2 separate regions of the Homo sapiens genome follow, and region 1 is linked to region 2. Evidence: read pairs that join two places in POLR2A ChIA-PET (ENCODE). Cell type or tissue: OCI-LY7. All regions are shown on one strand. Each heading gives the region's core, and the rest is flanking DNA. Links, peaks and the distances in the headings are about the cores only.

Region 1 (5,376 bases), core at 283-5,282, 64 kb after region 2:
GAGAGAGGTGGGAGAGAGACAAAGACATAGTGAATGAGAGAGCGAGAGTGAAAGAGAGTGAGACAGAGATTGAGACAGTGAGACAGACAGAGTGAGACAGAGAGTGAGATAGTGAGAGAGAGAGAGAGAGAGTGAGAAAGACAGTGAGAGAGAGAGTGAGAGAGAAAGTGAGAGACAATGAGAGAGACAATGAGAGAGAGACAGTGAGAGAGACAGTGAGACAGTGAGAGAGAGAGAGACAGAGAGAGAGACTGAGATAGAGAGCGAGAGAGACAGTGAGAGACAGAGCGAGAGAGAGCGAGAGCGAGACACAGCGAGAGAGCGAGACACAGTGAGAGCGAGACACAGTGAGAGCGAGACACAGTGAGAGCGAGACACAGAGCGAGACAGTGAGAGCGAGACAGAGCGAGACAGTGAGAGCGAGACAGAGCGAGAGACAGTGAGAGAGCGAGAGACAGTGAGAGAGAGACAGTGAGAGCGAGAGAGAGAGAGAGCAAGAGACAGTGAGAGCGTGAGAGACAGTGAGAGAGTGAGAGACAGAGAGAGAGGACAGTGAGAGAGAAACAGGAGGGGGACAGAGAGACAGAGGAGGGGGAGGGGGGACAGAGAGAGAGACAGAGGAGAGGGAGGGGGGACAGAGAGAGAGGAGGGGGAGGAGGTGACAGAGAGACAGAGGAGGGGAAGGGGGGACAGATGGGGAGGGCGGGAGCGGGGAAGCGTGTGGGAGCGGGGAACTGCCACATGCATTTAAACCATCTGATGTCATGAGAACTCGTTCATGAGACAGCACTGGGGGATGGTGCTAAACCATTAGAAACTGCCCCCATGACCTGATCACGTCCCTCCCTGCCCCTCAACATGTGGAGATTACAATTTGACATGAGATTTGGGTAAGGACACAGCCAAACCATGTCATTCAGCCCCTGGGCCCTCCGAAACCTCATGTCCTTCTCACATTTCAAAACCAATCATGCCTTCCCAACAGTCCCCCCGAAGTCTTAACTCATTCCAGCATTAACTCAAAAGTCCAAGTCCAAAGTCTCATCTGAGACAAGGCAAGTCCCTTCCACCTATGAGCCTGTAAAATCAAAAACAAGTTAGTTACTTCCAAGATACAATGGGGGTTACAGGCATTGGGTAAACAGACCCATTCCAAAAGGGAGAAATCAGCCAAAATGAAGGGGCTACAGGCCCCATGCAAGTCTAAAACCCAGCAGGGCAGTCATTAAGTCTTAAAGCTCCAAAATAACCTCCTTTGGCTCTATGTTTCACATCTAGGCCACACTAATGCAAGGAGTGGGCTCCTAAGGCCTTGAGCAACTCCACATGGCCCTGTGGTTCTGCAGGGTACAGCCCCCACAGCTGCTTTCACAGGCTGGCGCTGAGTGTCTGTGGCTTTTCCAGGCATACAATGCAATCCATAACGGCTCCCCCTTGCAGCAGACTTCTGGACATCCAAGCATTTCCATACATCCTCTGAAATCTAGGCGGAGGCTCCCAAACTCTTGCCTTCTGTGCACCCACAGACCCAACAGCACGTGGAAGCCACCAAGGTTTGGGGCTTGGACCCTCTTAAGCAACAGCTCAAGCTATATCTTGGCCCCTTTTAGCCACAGCTGGAGCTGGAGCAGCTGTGACACAGGGCACTGGAGTCCAGGACCTGATCCACAAAACCATTTTTCCTTGACAGGCCTCAGGGCCTGTAGTGTGGGGGCTGCTGTGAAGCTCTCTGAAATTCCCTGGGGACATTTTCCCCATTGTCTTACCTATTAACATTCAGCTCCTCAACTGCATCTCATTATTGGGCCACCAGAAATAGCAGCCTGACCCTCAGTTTGGTCTAGGAACAATACCTCCAGGCACTTTGTTCTTCCTTTTATAAAAGGCTCAATCCCATTTTATACTCATCCCTTACCCTCCCTACCCACGAGTTCCTCAGGCCACTGAAGACAGTGATTGTCTTCTCCTGGGATGGGGAAAGAGCAAGGCAACACATTGAGCAGGTATTAAATGCCCAAAGGGTGCTACTTCCTACCATTGTTTACCTGGACTGAGTGATTCAGACCCTTGAGCCACATCCTACAATTTTGCCTCCAAAGTTCTGCATTTCTCAAGCAAACTTAAGGGTCCCAATACCATAAATAAAAGTTTGATTCTCAGAAATGACTTTGCTTCTCTTCTTCCAAATCACAACTTCTCACCATGAAAGCTGTGTAAGTGGCCCAGTCAGAAGCCTAAGGGGCCAGGAAAAAGCATAACGAGAGGATGCAAAATGTGGGAGAAGGTTTATTTTGAGCCCAGCTGAATAAAGAAACCTCAGGCCCTGTGTCCAGGGATTTAATATGGGTCCCTCAGAGCAGCATGGCTCTGACTGTACAGGAGCTTCCCCTTGCACTGTCACTAGAGACAACCGGAGGTATAGCAGCCACACAGGTGGAAAGCAAGGAGACATTCTGTCTCACTGGCTAACTCTAGGACGCCGCGAATTATGACCCATAGGTACTACTGCTCTGAGACTTCCCAAAGCAACACCAGACTTTGAACAGTGCCGAGAGCACGGGATGTGCAAGAGAAAGCATTTATGAGAATTTGGGCACACCCACCCTTTACAACTTTTACACTCGATTCTCTCCCAAACACATGACCTCCACTGCTACATGTGGACCTGTATTTTAAAAGTTACAACTTTTAAGCCTTAGTTTTCATATTTGTACAATGTCTACCATGTGAAGTCGTAATAAGGATTAGAAGAGAATACATAGAAAGCCCCTACAAGAGAGTATCTGACATTCAGTAGAGGGTCAGTAAATGGCAGCTAATATGGTATTTGCACTATTTATACCATGTCTAAGGGGGAATCTTACCAATGAGAGATCAGGCTCCTCAGAGCTGAGAGAGCTGAGCTGGCTTCACACCCTGGCCCCAATTTCTATGGCAGCTCCAATTTCAAATGCATTCCACCATTCTCACAGGGACACTGAGGTTTATCCACCCATATGTCCCTTCAGCAACTCAGAAAATATGGTCACTATACCCATACATAGCCTATGAGCCAACTATAAGAAAAAAGTGACTCAATTCAGTAAGCAAAGGATATTACCAAAGACCAGCAAAAATCACATCCAGAGAAAACTCAGTAGACCATCAGCTTCTGAGAGACCAGACCTCAGTTTAAGTTTTTTTTAATACAATATTTTATTTACTACTGGCCTCTGCTACATACAACTTAGCAGAAAGAAAAAGAGAAAAATGATTTTAATTGCATGAGAGCTTGAAGCACCATTTCCTGTTTTGATATCTAGCATATCCAGGTTTCTAAACAGTCCCTGCCTTCTACTGTGAGCTCAGAATGTCCCAAGAATGTAGGTTACTTTTTGATAACGCTAAATTCTCACTTTGCTTAAAACTTAATATACATGAAATCAAGAACTTGGTAAGTCATTGTCCCTAGGGCTAAAAAGGCTACAAAAATGAGGAAACTGGCACCTACCATTAAAGAAGAGCTTATTCTATAGTTAGGAGGCAAGACCTACACAAGTCCCTCACAGCACAAGGAGTAAGTGCCAGGGCACATCTTTGACAGCCAGGCTCACAGAAGGAAAGTGAGAAGAGACTGGATTACAGGGAAGGTTCTAAAGTAGGGAATCAGACTGAGCAGAATTCAGATATTTAGAGAAGAGAGGACACAGCAGAAAGGAGAACGACATTTATGAAGAGCAAAGAGGCAGCTAAAAGAAGGGGTCCATGGAGAGGTATTAGCCTGGACTGGGCTTACACACAGCAAGAGTAAGGCCAGTGCATCTCAACCCTTCCTATGCACCAGCATCCCCTGAGGACCTTCCAGAAATACCAGTGCCTAGGCCCCACACCCAGAGATTACAGTCCACTGATCTAGGGGTGGAAGAGAGAAAACTTAGAGTACTAAAGAAAAAGTGATGGCATTTATTTTTCTTAATTACTTTTCTAGCACACACAAAAAAAGGCAAAGTTGTTTTGGCAGGCTGAATGAGAGGAGAGGAGAGAACTGTTTCACCTTTGGGTGACTAACCCTCCTTTGAGAGAAATAGCTGTGCTTGATCACCTAGAAGCTCTATCTAGAGGAAATAAACTAAAGCCTGCACTCCTCAGAGAATAGCATTGGTAGCTCTAAGACAGAGGAAGGGGCTGCTGGCACAGACCCAGCTATCTTAATCATAGCTTTATTCTTTTTCTCTTCTTTGCATTTTTAAAAATTATTTTATTACCATCCCTACTGATCCTTGTTCTTAAATAAGCGACAACAAAAATGGCATGAAGTAGCAACTCTAATCTTACATGATTATTTGCAGAGGCCAAATGCTCCAAGTTTGAATTGCTTGACTAACACTAATCATAAAAAGCCCTTGCTTTTCACCGTCTTTGTTTTCTTCTTTTTTTTTTTATTGGGGGGATGGGGATAAAGGAAGATACTTTTGTCTTTGGAACCAAAGATCTGAGCCTCAGAGCCCACTACACTTGCCCCCTCCACAGAGGGCCTCCCTCTCACTATGGTATCTACTGAGGAATTCAGTGTATGTACCTTCTCCCCAAATCATTGACTTTATATATCACATCCAAGAAGGAATAAAGGAGCAAGAACTGTCACCACCCTTCTTAGAGGATGAGTCACTTATTTTGTGATCAGTGACCACCCACAGAGTGGGCTGATTTAGAAACTCGTTTGCACTACATGGCACCAAGTGGAGAGTGTTCCTTCTTTTCCCATTTGCCCTAGCTATGGGATGCTGCTTTGCTTTCTCGAGAAAACCATTCTCTCCCTCTCCTCCTAGTTTCACCAGTCTAGATGGACTGAAACTGACTTCAGATGATACCACAGCCAGCTAATAAGTTGAGATCAAGACTGACTCGCAAGCCCTGAGAATAATTTAGTGCTCTTCTAACACAAGACAGTGGGAAAGACTGTCCAAACTGTGTACTAAAGCTTGTACTAAAGAAAACTTTTAAAGGTAGTTGTGGGCAGAAGAGGGGAGGACATTTTCAGGTTTTAGTTTACCCTAGGGGGCAGGATGGGAGGGAAAAGCAGAGGAAGGCGATTCATTGAACCATGTTTCCCAAAGTATATTCTGCAGAAACGTATCTAGTGAATGCTCTAGGGAGCTGGAGTTAAGAATTGAGTAAGGCGTTGTGCTAGGGCTAAAAAGGCCACACCACCTAAACAGTTTATAAAGTGCTACTCATCCACCCTCACCAACTATAGTCACAATGAAAATTGGCATATTAAAGCTTCCAAAGTCCCACAACAAAGAAAAATGTTTCACAAACTTGGTTATGGAATCACCATAACATTTCAGCTGCTTTAAAACTAAGCTGTCTGAAATGGTTGGGTATCCCTTATCC
Region 2 (5,376 bases), core at 135-5,134:
AAAATTTATTACAGGCTCAAGATCAAGAGTGTTCTCAGAGAATGATTCCATGGCAGACAGCTGTTCGGCAAAAGAATAGAAAAAAGAAAAAAAGATTCCAGCATCATATGAAAATGGACTTCTGTTCAACAAAAACAGAGCTTATCCAACAGAGATAGAGAAAGGAGTTTCACCTTATTTCAGAAAATGACTGCGATAGCCTTGTCTTGCTACACCAGGTTGAATTAACATAGGCCAAAAGTTCTACGTAAATGTATATTTCTGGTTAAGAAATGTAAATAAACACAGAAAACAAGATATTAGAGATACTGTGACTGCTGAATTCACATATCTTCCTTATCCTAGGTTTGCTAAAATAGATATAATACTGCTGAAATTACAAAATATGATTATATATAATAAGGTTATTCTCAAGTCTAAACACCCCATAGAAACTCTCCTTTCCTAATCCTATTAGCCCCAATTTTATTAAATTAAAAATTATATATTATATGACTTCACCTCTGCCCACTTAAGATGCAGTCACTGTAACAAAAGTACTATGCTATGGAATTTAATTTGATACAGTTATATTTACTACAACTTACTACAATGTAATTCTTAAACTAGGTATTAAAAGACTGGGTTGATATTTCAGGTAATTTTAGAGGAGAAATAACATGTTTGGCAGTGTTTTCTGTTGGTTCAGATCTTAACTCTTAACAATTTCAGGTCCAGAAAGACCTCTACATTGCCCGTGTTTATATACATACGTTGTATGTCTATTAAAGGGATTCAGAGAACACCAGCCAAAGGAGATTCAAGAGGACGTATGTGTTTCTCTTGTGCATAAAACACTTTGCCTAGAAACATGAAAACAGAAATTTCCAAGAAGAAACACATTGACCCATCTTTTCTAATACTAGTAATTTAGCTTAATCTGATGATACCAAGTGATTTTGTCACAGGATCCTTTGAGAGTCACGTCACCAGCCGGAAACCTCTGTGGCCGGCAGCACCTCTGCTTATGTTTCGCTCGCACCAGCTGGGCTCATTCTGCCCACTTGGCCTGGCAGACTGCCCTCGGCTCGCACTACCAGCCTTGATCCCAATGCCTGAGGATGGCAGGCCAGGCGTGAAGCGGTGAGGGGTGTGGGAGTGAGCGAGCGCGAGGTCTGGCCACTGCACACAGATAGGCACACTGGATGCTGCAGTGAGGCAGGCAGCTCCAGGCACCAGCACAGGCACCTGCTCCACGCGAGAGGCTGCAGCTGGACCAGGCATACTTCAAGCGGCTTCCACTGTGGGCACCGGCGTCTGGACGAAGGGAACATGGTGGCACCTGAAAACTTGGGAGTCACCAGCAACTGCAGAGCCCCCCAAGGGCGGGGGGTGGGGGTCATGCTACAGCTCTCTTTCCCACTGCCTGCAGCTCAGCGAACCAGGGCGGGGACATGTTTCAGCCCACTCAGTCCTCCTGCCTCACTCCAGCCCACCACTCCCGGGATGGCTCAGCCCCACCACCGCTTCCCATCACGTGGGGCAGCTGCCCAACACCAGCAGATGGCGGGAGGGCTATAGTGTTACAGCTCTGGCTCAGGGAATCCCAAGGTCTGGGCCTCCAAAAGACTCGCTGCTCTTCACTCCCCTAGTCGAGCAAGTGGGAGCATGTCATCGCCCACTGCTCAGTGAGCCAGCCAGGAAAGTGTTATAGCCCTTTTCATGCCCTCTCTTCTGCAGGTCATGAGTTCTTGTCCTGCATCCAGGAAAAATGAGGTTACGTGGATAATCGGAGGGTGAGCAAGGCAGAGAAGAGTTTCACTGAGTGACAGACAGCTCTCAGCAGAGAAGAGACGCAAGTGGGTAGCTCCTATCTGCAGGCAGGTAGTGTTGACTCGTGGATGAGTCCAGGGTTTTTATGGGCTCAGAATGGAGGAAGTGTGTGTTAACTGGCCCATGGGTGGGAGGAAGTGCGTGCTGATTGGTCCATGAGTGGGCCTGGAAAAAGCACCATTTGATTCATTCAAAGGCATTAAGAAAGTTCTCACTCTGGGTACTGGATTCTACTTGGAACTGGCGGCCCGGTTTTCAGGCTTCAGGCTGTCTTTGGCTTGAAGGTCAGGTTTCACTGGGACCTGTCCCATCCACCAAGGAATTTGTCTGCCTCCTACTGCTATCAATTTGATTCATATTTTGTTTTCTTCCCTCATTGTTAATTATAAGCAAGTTTTACAGGCAGTTGCCAGTAATTTAGTGAGTACTTTACCCAAAAAAGTTTGGCACAAAGATGCACTTATACTACTATAATGTAAGCTCCTCCATTAGAATATATGTTCCTTGAGAGCAGGGTTGTCTCTCTTGTTCTCCATCATATTTCCTGTGCCTAAAATAGTGCTCAGCCCAAAGGAGGTGCTCAGGAAGAGCTGCTGAATGAAATGACCGAGTGTATCACAAATGTGCAAACTCCTGAAAGTTATAAACATTATCGTAGTTCCTTGTTTCTTCCTGTTTCACTGCATATTCTGTGCAAAGGAATTAAATGTACAGTGAATAGAAGGGAAGGGGATTAATCCAGAAGTCTTTTAATTCTAGAGAGCTTTCTCATATTTTGATTTCAAAGCAGAATCCTTATCCCTTTAGCTTTATTACTGTTGAGGCTTGTCCTTGGTCTGCCACAGCATATCATTAGCAATGAAGGCCCCAAAATTTCTATCTACTGTTGAAGTTACTACTTGGGAAAGAAAAAACAAAAACAAAAACAAAAAAAAACTCCTGCTGAACAATAGGGACATCTGCTGGCTAAAATGACAAGCTTCTATTCTTAAAATACTGCATCTAGATGCACAAGACTTGGGCAATAAGGTTTAGAGTAACACCAAATATGTGATGTGTTAAAATAACTTCTTTCCACTTGAAAAATAGGTAACATGTGTTTGTTTTAGTCCAGAATTGTCCAAGTAGCAACACTATCTGGAAAAATACTGTGTGATCGCCAGTAGTCAGCTGTTCTTGCCAAAGAATAGAAATGGCTAGCTTCCAAGTCTTCTGGCTTAAGATAATTATCTTTAATATCAACAAACATTTAAATGTCTGCTAAGTTAAGGTATTGTGCCATATATTAGCAAATCAAAGCTCATGGCAAAGGGGTAAGATGGCCCATTTCTGCTATGTCTGGGCATGCACTGAGCTCTAGTCTCAGAGGAATAGGAATACTATTCAGTCTTAAAAAAGAAGAAAATTCTGCAATATGCAACAACATGGATGAACCTTGAGGACATTATACTAAGTGAAATAAACCAGTCACAGAAATACAAATACTACATGATTTCACTTATGTTAAGTATCTAAAATAGACGAATTTTTAGAATCAGAGTGGAATGGTGGTTTACCAGGGGCTGGGGAGAGGGGATGGGGAGTTAGTAATCAGCGGGCATAAAGTTTCAAGTAAGATGAATAAGCTCTAGAGATCTGCTGTACAACATTGTACCCATAGTCAATGATAATGTTTTATATACTTAAAATTTTATTGAGGGCAGATGTCATGTTGTGTTCTTACCACAATAAAGTTTTTTGAGAAATTCAGCTAACATTTGCAAGGGACAGCCTATCACCTGGCAGTGCTCTGCTTTCACCATTTTATAAACATTTTACAAGCCAGTTGCTTTCTGCAAATATGCTTTCATGCACTAGCTTGACAAATGCTTTCCCACCTTGCACCCCCTACTATGCTTCTTTATTCTTACCTTTCTGCTTAAGTATCTTCTCAGAAAGGCCTACTCTGAACTCTCTATGTAAAAGTTCACTTTCAGAGCACCCAAGTTGTATCTTTCTCAGAACTTACAAAACATGGCAATTATTGCTTAGTTAACTAATACATTGTCCCTCTCTCTTCCATGCTAGATTATAAAGGAACAGGTCTTTGAGTCTGGGTCTGGATATTATCCTGTTTTAGTGAAGTATCTGAACTGTTTTGTTTTGCACACCAAAATTACAAAGACAGAACAAAAATTTTTATCCTTATTGGCTAGGAGTATTGGACGCCTTAGCTCTCCATTCCCTTGATAAGGAAACACTTTTCTGGCTAATATTCTATCAATAGGTCTCAACAAAGATTTACCACAAAAGAAGAAAAAAGTGAAGTGGATATAGAGAGGTTGTCACCAGGCTGAGGTATTAAAAGGATTGCAGAGATGAGACACATAGGCAAAATGCAAGGCGGGAAAAGGATTGTAAGATGGAGTGTCATAAGGCCCAGAGGGAAGCCTACAGGAAGAATCTGAGACAGGAGACCACCTGGTAAAGCCTGGTGTGTGGGCATAACTGGGACAGTTTATTCATTCCTCCATTAGCACAGCAATCTCCATCAGCTGGAAGGCCCTACAGTGTATACCCATCAGCTATATTAACAGGACTCAGAGCCTGTGTAGAAAGAAAATTACTCAGTAATTGTAATTTTCTTTTACTTTGAACAAAAGCTTATAAACATCTTTTTTTTTTCTGAATTAGCAAAAGATGATCATGAAACAACAGAACCTGCTTCTCAGTATTTGAAATACTTTATATTAATATATCAACCTGTCATAAAAGGCAATTTCATCATCAATCACTGATGAGGTTCACAAAAGTGTTATAGACACCTGGAGTCCAACAAAGTCAATTTTAACTAGCAAATGCAGTAAATACCATAGCTAAGCTATAAATACTTTAATAATTATTGTTTAGGATAGAAATACTTCTAATGATTTTTCTACAAAACATTTAATTCCTAAATAGGTAAATCCTTGGATAATATTTAAAACCTCATCCATTCCCTAGGTACACATTGACTAAATAATGAGGTACGGATAACATAGAAGTATAACTGCAGAAAATTGCTCTAGGAATCAAGTTGTGTTATGGATAGTCTTTACATTGATTATTCAAGCTAAAGGGATAGAGACGTTATTATATTTTTTTAAATTATGCATTAAGCTAATATTAAAATACATTTGTCATCCCCAAATAAATACCAATTGACTTGGGAAAAGGTAGTTATAAAAGAAACTCAACCAGAAAGGGAGAATTTAGTTATGAGGATGCACTTGACTTTTTGCGGGGAGTTAGCAGCGTGCAGGCTGACCTAAAATTTAGCAGAGGAGAATGGATAGCCCGACTATAATTTATATATCACTATTTTGTGCCTTAGCAAAAATAATCCTATATGGTTATGTCTTATGAAAAATATGGCTCATTAGGAACCACCTTATCAATGTTAATGTCAACAATTTTGCATATGTAATTATTATTTTATTAGAACTGCTCTTTGAGTAGTTGTATTGCTTTCCTGGCTTTAAGGTTTATTAGTTACCATTTTTAATGCTTAATACACGTCAGATTCCATGCAAACTACGCTGTCTA

Evidence for each region. Peaks named below come from ENCODE experiments on the same cell type or tissue, not always from the same donor. Only the 100,000 strongest peaks of a DNase experiment are listed, where the experiment ranks them.
Region 1: POLR2A ChIA-PET joins it to region 2 with 13 read pairs; 29 of 35 experiments call an interaction of 5 or more read pairs at or near these places.

Annotation. Positions count from the first base shown.
Region 1 is chr7:87,209,373-87,214,748 of GRCh38, forward strand. The region is part of intron 1 of TMEM243 (transmembrane protein 243); the gene reads right to left. Among named protein-coding and RNA genes, the nearest start is that of TMEM243, 7.7 kb to the right of the region's middle. RefSeq lists an enhancer at 3,290-3,339. In OCI-LY7, for the core only: no CTCF peak of the experiment used is centred there; a DNase peak (open chromatin) is centred at 3,312; H3K4me3 peaks cover 1,629 bases; H3K27ac peaks cover 2,466 bases.
Region 2 is chr7:87,145,783-87,151,158 of GRCh38, forward strand. No RefSeq gene overlaps it. Among named protein-coding and RNA genes, the nearest start is that of DMTF1, 4.0 kb to the right of the region's middle. In OCI-LY7, for the core only: CTCF peaks have their summits at 2,770 (motif pointing left) and 2,971; a DNase peak (open chromatin) is centred at 2,789.